2 separate regions of the Homo sapiens genome follow, and region 2 is linked to region 1. A link is an interaction called in ENCODE POLR2A ChIA-PET data of the cell type or tissue named here. Cell type or tissue: MCF 10A. All regions are shown on one strand. Each heading gives the region's core, and the rest is flanking DNA. Links, peaks and the distances in the headings are about the cores only.

Region 1 (5,376 bases), core at 190-5,189:
CTTTGGGCCTGCAGAGCACTTAGCTCAGTACCCAAAGCCCCTTAGTATTTATATCAACATAACTTCCTGGAGGGTGACAAAAATCTGTCCTGGATTACTGGGTGATTTCTAATATGTACCATGACCAACACTAAGTCAACATTTTAGGGATCAAATTTCCTACTCTGCAGCATGTTGGAATGCATTCTTGGCATTAGACTTCTTCCCATTCCAGTCCACCCTTAGAAAATGCAGAAGCCACTGGGAAATAGACTCAACCTGTCCCAAGATAATATTCCAGCTATGCACAAGTGACTAACAAAAACAAACAGAAGTTCATTCAGATGTCCCTTCACATTCAGTAAAAAACTAATTTCATCCATTTAAATGGAGAGGAGGGGTAATTTCAGGAAGAATACTCAAGGCTACTAAGTCAATATTCACCCGAACTTGGATTCCTCTAAAACCTGGGAATGATCAGAGTTCAAGCCCCTAAACACCTGTAATCCATAGGAGGTTAACTATGGTGCCCAATTCTGAGTAACTGAAAACCCACTTTTGCAAAATGCCAAAATGGCAAGGCAAAAAAAGTGGAAAAGGTATTTCTAAACCAGAATGTTTATCCAAGACTCCAGTACTTTCAGCAGGTCATGGACCATTACTTGAGGGGGGGGGAAAAAAAAAAAAGGCTGGGCGTGGTGGCTCACACCTGTAATTCCAGCACTTTGGAAGGCCAAGGTGGGTGGATCACACCCGAGGTTGGGAGTTCAAGACCAGCCTGGCCAACATGATGAAACCCCACCTCTACTAAAAATACAAAAATTAGCCGGGCATGGTGGTGGAAGCCTATAATCCCAGCTACTCAGGAGGCTGAGGCATGAGAATCGCTTGAACCTGGGAGGCAGAGGTTGCAATGAGCCAGATTGCACCACTGTACTCCAGTCTGGGTGACAAAGTAAGACTCCATCTCAAAAAAAAAAAAAGGTCTGCAGTACTTCTGTACTGGAGCAGTGTAACCAATCCTTCTCCAGGTAGAAGCATTACAGTGGCCTGGCACTGGACATGCCATGCATCTTCAGCTGTTAAGCATCCACTGATGATCCTTGACCGGTGAAGTGCCAAGGCCCAACCACAGATCGACCAGCAGGTAAAGAAACCAAAATCACTATATTCCAGAGGCTCCACAAGGATTAAGCATTGGTGAGCAGCATTTGTTAGCTGCTTGGCCATAGTAACCTAATAAAAAACAAATTTTTTTTTTTTTTTTGAGACAAGGTCTTGGCTCCATTGCCCAGGCTGGAGTGCACTGGCGTAATCATGGCTTACAACAGCCTCAACCTCCTGGGCTCAAGCAATCCTCCTGCCTCAGCTTTCTAAGTAAACTGCGACTACAGGCACGTACCACCACATCCAGCAATTTTTGTGTCTTGTAAAGATGGGGTCTCCCTATGTTAATAGCCTGGTCCCAAGGCTGGTCCTGGGCTTGGGCAATCCTCCCACCTTGGCCTCCCAAAGTGCTGGGATTATAGGTGTGAGCTACCGCGCCCGGCCAAAAACAGTATTAAAGGCCATTTCTATGAATAAATGGGCAGACTGCATATGTGCAGGCTTACCTAACCCATCAACCTCAATATAAGGTCTAACACAAGCAACTTGACTTGAACACAGCTCCCAGCTCCTCAGAAATAGCAGCCTAAGAGTCCCAACAGATACTTACTTCGTGGCTCTTGTTTTAAGAAAGGTCAACTAACTCTGCCAAGACAGACTCACCAACAAAGTTGAACCACCATTACTACAGAGCTGTCCAGGGCACACAACTCTGAAGGTGACATGACCTTCCAAATCCAAATTTACTAGAAAAGTGCCCCTGAACTAGCCAAGAACTTAACAGTCTGTACCAAAGGCTCTACCTGACCACAAGAACCACTAAGACCCTGGAACCACTCTTTCAGGGAGTTTTATGGTTAGAGTCCAAATTCTCAAAGTCATTGGAACACTGAGACAGCTACTGGTCTGGAGATGGATGTGCAATGTGGATTCTATCAAGCCCATGGAACTTAAGAATAGCATTATGAAAAGGCAAATTAGTATTCTAAGTTTCTTGAACATTTAGCTTCACAAAAAAAGCCTCTGAAAAGCTGTCCCAGGTTAACCCTGCCAAACTGATTGAACCTTTTCCTCTAATTCCTTCAGCTCACATAATTAGTGTGGTCTACATCCATTTATGAAACCTTGCTTTTCAAGTTTTCCAGATGTGTGCACATAAGCATGCTTTCCTAAGAAAACTAAATGCCTCTGAAGGAGATATTGTTTCTACCTTTTAAATCTCTTCCTAGTACCTAGCTGGTGTAATCACATAGGGCTATTTCCCATCCCCATTGGAATTTCCTGATCTCTCTGACTTAGAAACTATGCTCTCAGCAATAAGTCTGAAGTTCCTAATACCCTCACTACCAACATACTGGGAAAGGACCATGCAATATTAAGCAACCTATGTCAGTGCCAATCCAAGTTTTTGTGTTTTGTATTAAAACAAGCTGATAGCCTTTGGTAGTAAGTTAGCTGAACCTAAAAATCATAGTCAGGACCATAATTACATTCATATTCCCTGCTACTATATAAACAGCTAAGTCAAAAGGGCACTTCCAGGACTCTGGTGTAAAAAACACTTCTTATAAAGAAAACTGGTGTCAGAATCAATGAATCTAGTTAAAAAAGACATTCTGAGAAGGCAAATCTGGTCATCTCACAAGGCTACCAAAGAAGAGGACCACAGACAGACAGCTAAAATATTCATAGATTCTTCTTCTTCTTCCATAAAAAGAATGTGTCACTGAAGGAACCCAGATATGTTTTTAATCCTAAAATGGCAATTTCAAAAACAAAGACTGTATCTACTCACATAATCCTTCAAGTAAGATGTAGTGAGTCCCCAAATATTTGGACTTTGTACTGACCCAGGAACAGAGTGTAAAGGCATATTAATTTTATCATAAGTGATACACAGAAGTCCAGTAAAAACTGTATAAATAAACCCAGGCCATTGGGTAGTGGACTTATAATCCCCAGCACAACAGCAAAATTGAGGATAAAGATCACACTCAAGTTGCAGTATCTTTTTTCTCCTTTCTAATATTCCAGAAATGCAAACCCAAGCCAAAAATAATCTCACCAAGCTACCCTTTAAACCTCAAAGTCTCATAAGCCAAGTGTCTGGGGTAATACTTACCTTACTATTGACAGTCAGGATCTTCTTTCCAAACTTCTATTTTCACTATGAAACTGCAATTGACTTTAACAGGATACCACATGCCCTGAACTTAGCACGCAGCCAGGGCCACAGAGGTTTCACTACCAGGGCAGCATCTTTCCATTTCAATTTTTTTTTAGATCACTTCTTATCTCCACACTCACTGCCCCCCAGCACTACCCTTTTCCTATCCCCAAGTCTTTTTCCCCAATGTTATTTTACTCCACCACATGAGGAGGCTAGCATTATCTTTGCTTGAAAACTGTTTATTAATTTGCCTGTCAAACATTCTATAGAACAGTTTACATCTTACTACAGAAACCTCCTGGGTACATATTGACAGCTCAGCAAGTATTTACACAAAGCTCTGAAACATTTGGTTCCTTCAGAGACGATAGAAGATGCTGTGTCAAGCACAGAATTATCAAACACTGTTCCCTCTACCCTTTTCCCTCCTTTATAAAGGGAAGCTTCCTTCCTCTAATATACCTAAATTACACTTCTAAACTACTAAGCCAGGAAGAGAAAGAATGGAAATTCAGGTGTGCTGGAGAAGAGAAAGAATAGCATTTCCAGGACCACGTGCAAAGCACACCATGTAGTTTTTTAAACCATAGCGATGAGAAACAACAAATGCACCTATGAAATTGACCCTGAAACGCAGCTTTTCCTCTTCCAGTCTCAGGAACATTTGCTTCTCTCTCAGCAAAACTTACAGGGCAAGTCCAGGCACTCAGATTACAACCAACTGCCCAAACCAGACCTAGACCTGCCCAAACACCAGGAGTCTGGAGAGCTTAATGCTCCCTCTCTCTCCCTACCCCTCCCCAAAAGCAGCAGAATATCAACACTGAACTTATGAATATCCATTCCTCACCCCAACCCCAAGTGCAAAAGCCTCCTGGGGATCCTGAAGCAACTATTTTTCAAGTCTTGCTTTAATGAAATCTACCTAACTTTCCAACGACTATTTAGTGTTTTAAAACCACCAGCCAGGTGGAATGACTAATGACAAACAGATTAACAGTTTCAAGGCAACAGTCTGGTAGAGCTTTTTCTGTAAAAGTCTACAGACCACAATGGCACCCAACTGTTCAGAGCTTGTTCCTGTGAATCCCAGGAGAAAATAGCTTTGAGTTCCTTCAGTCCAGGGGAAGAAAGATGGTCTCAAGACCCCTGATTTATGTACAGAAAGCTGCCTTCATAACAAGCCAGCTATGGAAGCACAGATATGTAGCATCTTAGAGTGAGAAGGCCATGCAGACCAACTTCATTTTATTGATGAGGGAGAAAATGAAAAATAGAGAAAGCAAATGACCTGCCCAGGGTCACACAGCTTAATCTGGAGCTGTATGTGGAACCTAAGCCTCCTCCTTCCTCCTCCTGTTGTGAGTCCTGTGCTCTTTACCACTAACGCAACACACAACTCAAGTATGCATCAGTAATAACAACGTAAGTGTGCGTCAGTAATGATAATGACCAATCTAAACAAGGAAAAACCCAGAGATAAAAGCCACAGGAATCAGGACTCCATTCAAGCCCCAGGTATTACAGCTCACTGGCAGAAAAGAACTACTCGGTGCCAATATATTTGAATACCACATTTTTACCATATTTACAAGCTTCAGTTGCTTCTAGAATTTTGAGAGTTGAAGCCAATCAATACAACCTTTTGAGGGATGGGAACAGGAAAGAGCCCTGCCTATTACTTTGTTAGCCTATTCCCTCATTCTAAAAAAGTTCACTAACCTCTTTGCAAAAGGTCTACTGTAGACATTACACCTACAGGAGTCAATCCAACATATTAATGTTTAATGCAATCCAAGACATCCTGTTTCAGCAGGTGCTGCTTGTCATGGTTACTCATGTCACACACAAAGAAAGGAACCTAAAAAGTCCTCACAGGGCCCAATACACAAGAAGCCAAACCTGGTCCTGGCTGCTTTCTCTGTTCTCACACCACCATCTCAATCCTCATCACCCCAGCTCTCTCATGAACAGTAGAGAAACATGAAACCCCCACAACTAAAGTGCCATCTCAGTGTGGTTTTCCTGGTCCCTCCTACTTGAGAGAGCTCCAAGAGTCCTGTATTTCAGCCAGCCTAGAATTTCTGCCAGTAGGCATTCCCATAATAAATCTAGGATTC
Region 2 (5,376 bases), core at 377-5,376, 300 kb before region 1:
AGGTCAGGAGTTCAAGACCAGCTTGGCCAACATGGTGAAACCCTCTCTCTACTAAAAATACAAAAATTAGCTGAGTGTGGTGATGGGCGCCTGTAATCCCAACTATTCGGGAGGCTGAGGCAGAAGAATCACTTGAACCTGGGAGGCGGAGGTTGCAGTGAGCTGAGACTGCACCACTGCACTCCAGCCTGGATGACAGACTCAGACTCAAAAAAAAAAAGACACCTGTCCCCATAGATTCTGGCAACAAGGTCCAGTGCTCGGCACTCATTAGATGCCTAGCCTCCTTCTGCCACCCTCTGTGTTCCTGATGGCCAGCTGCTTACGCCCCATTCTCCGTGTTCCTTGTGGCCAGTTGCTTACCCTCCCATTGCCATGACAATATCTTCCCCTGGTAAAGTTGCTCCTCCCGGAAGTCTTCCTGGAGGGCGCCGCCCGCCTCTGATTGCCCCACCACAGCTTGCCTTCTCAGCACTTAGGTGCATTCTTTGTAGTAATTCCCTGGGAGGCAAGGAGAACAGCCTGGTCTGGAGCTGGGTGCTGACTTGGCAGCAAGGCAGGGTTGCAGAATCACTCAGGACAGGAATGCTGCCTGGTCACTTTCAGGACAACTTTGGGTTACTGAGAAAACTGAATGTCCCCAACCCCCAGCTTCACTCTTCTCCCTACCTGGTACCTCAGCGGAGGGACCACTTATAGGTTTATCTGTCCTGTGCCATCAGGCCTGGGGACTGTCTGAAGGCTGAGAGTTTTCACTGAGCCTTAGCTGTTTCACCACTGTAAGCCTCAGTTTCCTCATCCGAGAGCAAAAAAAGTATATAATTTTTGCCTCACTGGGTCCTTGTAAGGATGAGTTAGGATGAGTGCATTGTAGTCAAAAGGACATAGGTGAACTTGAGAATCCCAACTAACCTGGGTTCTGGTCTCAGCCTGACCGCTCTGTGACCTTGACTTTACCTCTCTGCACCTGAGGTCCTCCATCTATCAGTCAAAATAATACTCAAATGTAGGATTATGGGGAGGGTTAATGTGGTCATGAATGTGAACTGCTAACCATATTCCCAACACGTTTGAGCAGTTAGCACAGTGCCTGATACAGAACTGTTTTACTAGCAGTTTGAGAGGTAGAATAGCACGGTTAAGACTTAAACCACCGAGCGCGGTGGCTCACGCCTATAATCCCAGCACTTTGGGAGGTGTGTGGATCACGAGGTCAGGAGTTAAAGACCAGCCTGGCCAAGATGGTGAAACCCTGTCTCTACTAAAAATACAAAAATTAGCCGGGCACAGTGGCAGGCCCCTGTAATCCCAACTACTCGGGAGGCTGAGGCAGGAGAATCACTTGAACTCGGGGGACGGAGGTTGCAGTGAGTCGAGATCACGCCACTGCACTCCAACCTGAGTGGCAAAGTGAGACTCCATCTCAAAAAAAAAAAAAAAGACTTGGACTCGGAGTTTTATTCCCAGCTCTGCATTCACCAGCTGTTTGCCTTTGAGCTAGTTACTTGGCCCCTCTGTACTTCCATTTTTGCATCTGTAAAGTGTGAATAATAGTATCCACCTCACAGGGTTATTGTGAGGATTAAGTGACCTGCTGTTTAGTAAATTCTATGCAGATGTGTGCTATTATCATTGCTATTCTTCCTGAGTCATTCCTCCAGATGGGCCATTCTCAGATTAGGTTTAAAGAGTTAAATGACTCCCCCCCAACCCCCCCACCCCCACCCAATAAAAAAAAAAGTTAAATGATTTTCCAAAGGCATAACAGCTGGTTAGGGGCCAATAGTGGTTGAAGTTACCGTGATAAGTAAACGGAAGTCCTTGGTGGACCCCTGAGGCCCGCTCCTGACACCTCTCCTTCCTGCTCTCCCCTGCAGGTGGTCCGCAGCACCCTGGAGGAGCAGGGACTACATGTGCACAGTGTGCGGCTGCATGGTTCAGCTGCCAGCCACGTGCTGCACCCTGAGAGTGGCCTGGGCTACAAGGATCTGGACCTGGTGTTCCGGGTGGACCTGCGCAGTGAGGCATCCTTCCAGCTGACCAAGGCAGTGGTGCTGGCCTGCCTACTAGACTTCCTGCCGGCCGGTGTGAGCCGGGCCAAGATCACGCCACTGACACTCAAGGAGGCATACGTGCAGAAGCTGGTGAAAGTGTGCACAGACTCGGACCGCTGGAGCCTCATCTCACTGTCCAACAAGAGCGGCAAGAACGTGGAGCTCAAGTTTGTGGACTCGGTGAGACGCCAGTTTGAATTCAGCATAGACTCCTTCCAGATCATCCTGGACTCCCTGTTGCTCTTTGGCCAGTGCTCGTCCACTCCCATGTCTGAGGCCTTCCACCCAACGGTCACAGGCGAAAGCCTGTACGGGGACTTCACCGAGGCCCTGGAGCACCTGCGGCACCGTGTCATCGCCACGCGCAGTCCCGAGGAGATCCGAGGTGGTGGCCTCCTCAAGTACTGCCACCTCCTGGTGCGGGGCTTCCGGCCCCGGCCCAGCACCGATGTGCGCGCCCTGCAGCGCTACATGTGCTCCCGCTTCTTCATCGACTTTCCAGACCTGGTGGAGCAGCGGCGCACCCTAGAGCGCTACCTGGAGGCCCACTTCGGTGGGGCAGATGCAGCCCGCCGTTACGCCTGCCTGGTGACACTGCACCGGGTGGTCAACGAGAGCACCGTGTGCCTCATGAACCACGAGCGCCGCCAGACGCTGGACCTCATTGCCGCACTGGCGCTGCAGGCACTGGCTGAGCAGGGCCCAGCTGCCACTGCCGCCCTGGCCTGGCGCCCTCCAGGCACTGACGGGGTTGTGCCAGCCACTGTCAATTACTACGTGACCCCCGTGCAACCTCTCCTGGCTCACGCCTATCCCACCTGGCTGCCTTGTAACTGACTCAGACCCTGGCCAGAAGGGAAGGGACTGGGCCTCACGGGGTGGGGTGGGGCCTCCAAGAGTGTGTGGAGGACATGACCAGAGGCGCAGAATGTGCCAGGAGGCCCAGCACTGCAGGGTTGGGCCTTTGATTGAACAGACCAGACTTTCCCGAGCACGAGGCCCCTGTGGGCTTAATGCCAGCCTGGGGCTCTCAGCAGGAGGACCCTTTGGTTATTGCATCACACTTTTGGACCAGCATGCCGGTGGGGTGCAGGCGCCATTTGTCTTGGAAGTCAATTTCCTTCAGGAGACAAAGCAAGTTTGGGGTGGTAGCCTTAATGCCCAGCACCTTGGATTGATTCCCATGGTCTAAGAGGGTCTTTTTGACTAAGGCCAGCCTGTGGTGATCCCAGCAGCTTTGGAGGGCCTGCAGCCCACACACTGACTGATACATGGTATGTTACAGGGACTTGTCACTTTGGATCAGGCTGGGCCACTACAGGGCCTGATGGGCCAACTTGGGTAATCACTGGGAGGAGGGAAACTGAGGCCCGAGGCAGATACCTGGGTTTGGGGAGGGCTGGGTTTAGCCCGGTTCTCTGAACTACATACCCCCAGCTGTGAAGCCTTCCTCTTGAGGGGTTGAGGTGGGCAGTATACAGGAGCCAAGCAGCCCAGGGTGGGTCGCAGCCCAGGCCCCTTCCAGGGTGCCACTCCTTTCCCCCTTGTGTTGCAAGGAGCCCTCCTGCCTGGGAGCTTGTTCTTTGGAAGGTGCTGAGCCTGAATTTGCCACAGTCAAGTCAACGTTCCCACCCCACTGGCTTGGTTACAGGGCTCTCACATGGGGTAGGGGAGCCATACTCCCACCCCCTTGCGTATTCCCCTGGGTTTGTTGATATTTTGCACTCTTAACACCTGCCAATAAAGACGGTCTACACTGAACCTTAGTGCCATGCTTCCTCTGGGGAAAGAAGGACCTTCCGTAGCAGTGGGGGTTGCAGCTGCCTCCCCCAGTTGGAGTCTGGCTTGTACTGTGGAAGGGAGCATTTGCGGGGGCGGGGTTTGAAGCCTGGGCTATGGCTGGGGGACTGCCCCTCCTTCTCCCAACCCCAGCCGCAGCCTGACCAGCTGTATATTAAGAGCTGCTGTCTACATGTGTGACCTGCACGTTGCCTTAGCAGGTCTAGGGCTCTTGTTAAGGAGTAAATATTTTTATGTTTTCTACCTGGAATCCAAATAGCTCTGGGCCTAGACTCAGACTCTGGTGCTCAGGGGTACTTGTTCCCAGCTCTGTCTACCCCGTCTCTTCCAAGGGAGCAGCTAGAGAACAGGCTGGGTGAATCTGGACTGGAGGCCCCTCCAGTAAAGGTGGCTGAGACTGGGGAACTTGTAGGGTTCCCCCTAAGCCTGAGCCCAGGTAGGGCCTCTATTTGGGAGAGGCTCCCTCAGTCCTCCAGCTCCTTCCCTTGCCCCGAGCACTGATGGGTGTGCTCTGGCTCGCTCTAATCAGATCCCCTGGATGGGGAGGGTCTCCCCTTCCCAAACCCACATGGGGCCATGCCAGGCTGTCTAGGAGTGTCAGCCGCAAGTTCCTAGCATGCTGCGCCCTCAGAGTATCAGCCAGTCAGTCATGGGCCTGGACGCTGCCTGCTGTTTGCCCAGACTCTTTGATCCAGGGATTGCAAAGCCCTTAACATATTCAGCCTCATTAGGGGCCTCTGAAGTGGTGACTTTGATGGTTCTGGCCAGGGTGGAAAAAACAATGCTGCAGAGGAGGCCCCAGGTCACCAGGGTGAGTCCAGCCACCTCACCTGCTCTGAGTCCCTTGTGCTGCTGGGCTCAAAATGGCTGGAAAGTGAACAGAAAGGCTTTCTTTGCTTGGTGACTAAAACCAGCTCCCACCCCCATCCCAGCTGTGACCACCCAACTATGGTCATGGGAAGGACTAAGTTTGTCTCACCTCCTGAGTTGGCTATTTCAGCCTTGGCATGAGAGGCTCACAGTGTAAACACAACAGACTTACCTTTTTGGGCTGGGGGGTGGAGTTCACCTGGATGTGCTTGTTTAGTTAAGGGCTGAAAAAGCGAGAAACCCATTTGGTACATGTGTGTATACACTGCATTCAGCCACCATGTGCCAGACACCGTTCTGGGTGCTGGGAATACATCAGCAAACAAAAGACAAAATCCCTGTCCTTGTGAAGACTACATTCTAACGGAGTAGATAGAAAATAAACCGAACCGTATGGTCTTAGATGATCAGTGATATGTAAAAATATAGCAGGGTAAGGGACTGGAAATGCTGGGTTTTGAAAATTGAAAAATAAGTCAGGAGCCTGGCGCAGTGGCTCATGCCTGTAATCCCAGCACTTTGGGAGGCTGAGGTGGGCAGATCACTTGAGGTCAGTAGTTCAAAATCAACCTGGCCAACATGGTGAAACCCCATCTCTACTAAAAATACAAAAATTAGCTGGGTATGGTGGCGTGTGCCTGTAATTCCAGCT

What was found. Peaks named below come from ENCODE experiments on the same cell type or tissue, not always from the same donor. Only the 100,000 strongest peaks of a DNase experiment are listed, where the experiment ranks them.
Region 2: POLR2A ChIA-PET joins it to region 1 with 5 read pairs; 2 of 35 experiments call an interaction of 5 or more read pairs at or near these places.

The regions. Positions count from the first base shown.
Region 1 is chr1:26,700,730-26,706,105 of GRCh38, reverse strand. All of the region lies in intron 1 of ARID1A (AT-rich interaction domain 1A), which reads right to left. Among named protein-coding and RNA genes, the nearest start is that of ARID1A, 7.4 kb to the right of the region's middle. RefSeq lists a silencer at 1,814-2,108. In MCF 10A, for the core only: no CTCF peak of the experiment used is centred there; a DNase peak (open chromatin) is centred at 205.
Region 2 is chr1:27,003,459-27,008,834 of GRCh38, reverse strand. TENT5B (terminal nucleotidyltransferase 5B) reads left to right here. Exons shown (of 2, transcript NM_052943.4): 2 at 1,878-3,815. The coding sequence ends at 2,891. Among named protein-coding and RNA genes, the nearest start is that of TENT5B, 6.7 kb to the left of the region's middle. RefSeq lists enhancers at 1-499, 1,144-1,787, 1,788-2,431, 2,432-3,075, 4,364-5,008. In MCF 10A, for the core only: no CTCF peak of the experiment used is centred there; DNase peaks (open chromatin) are centred at 464 and 2,924.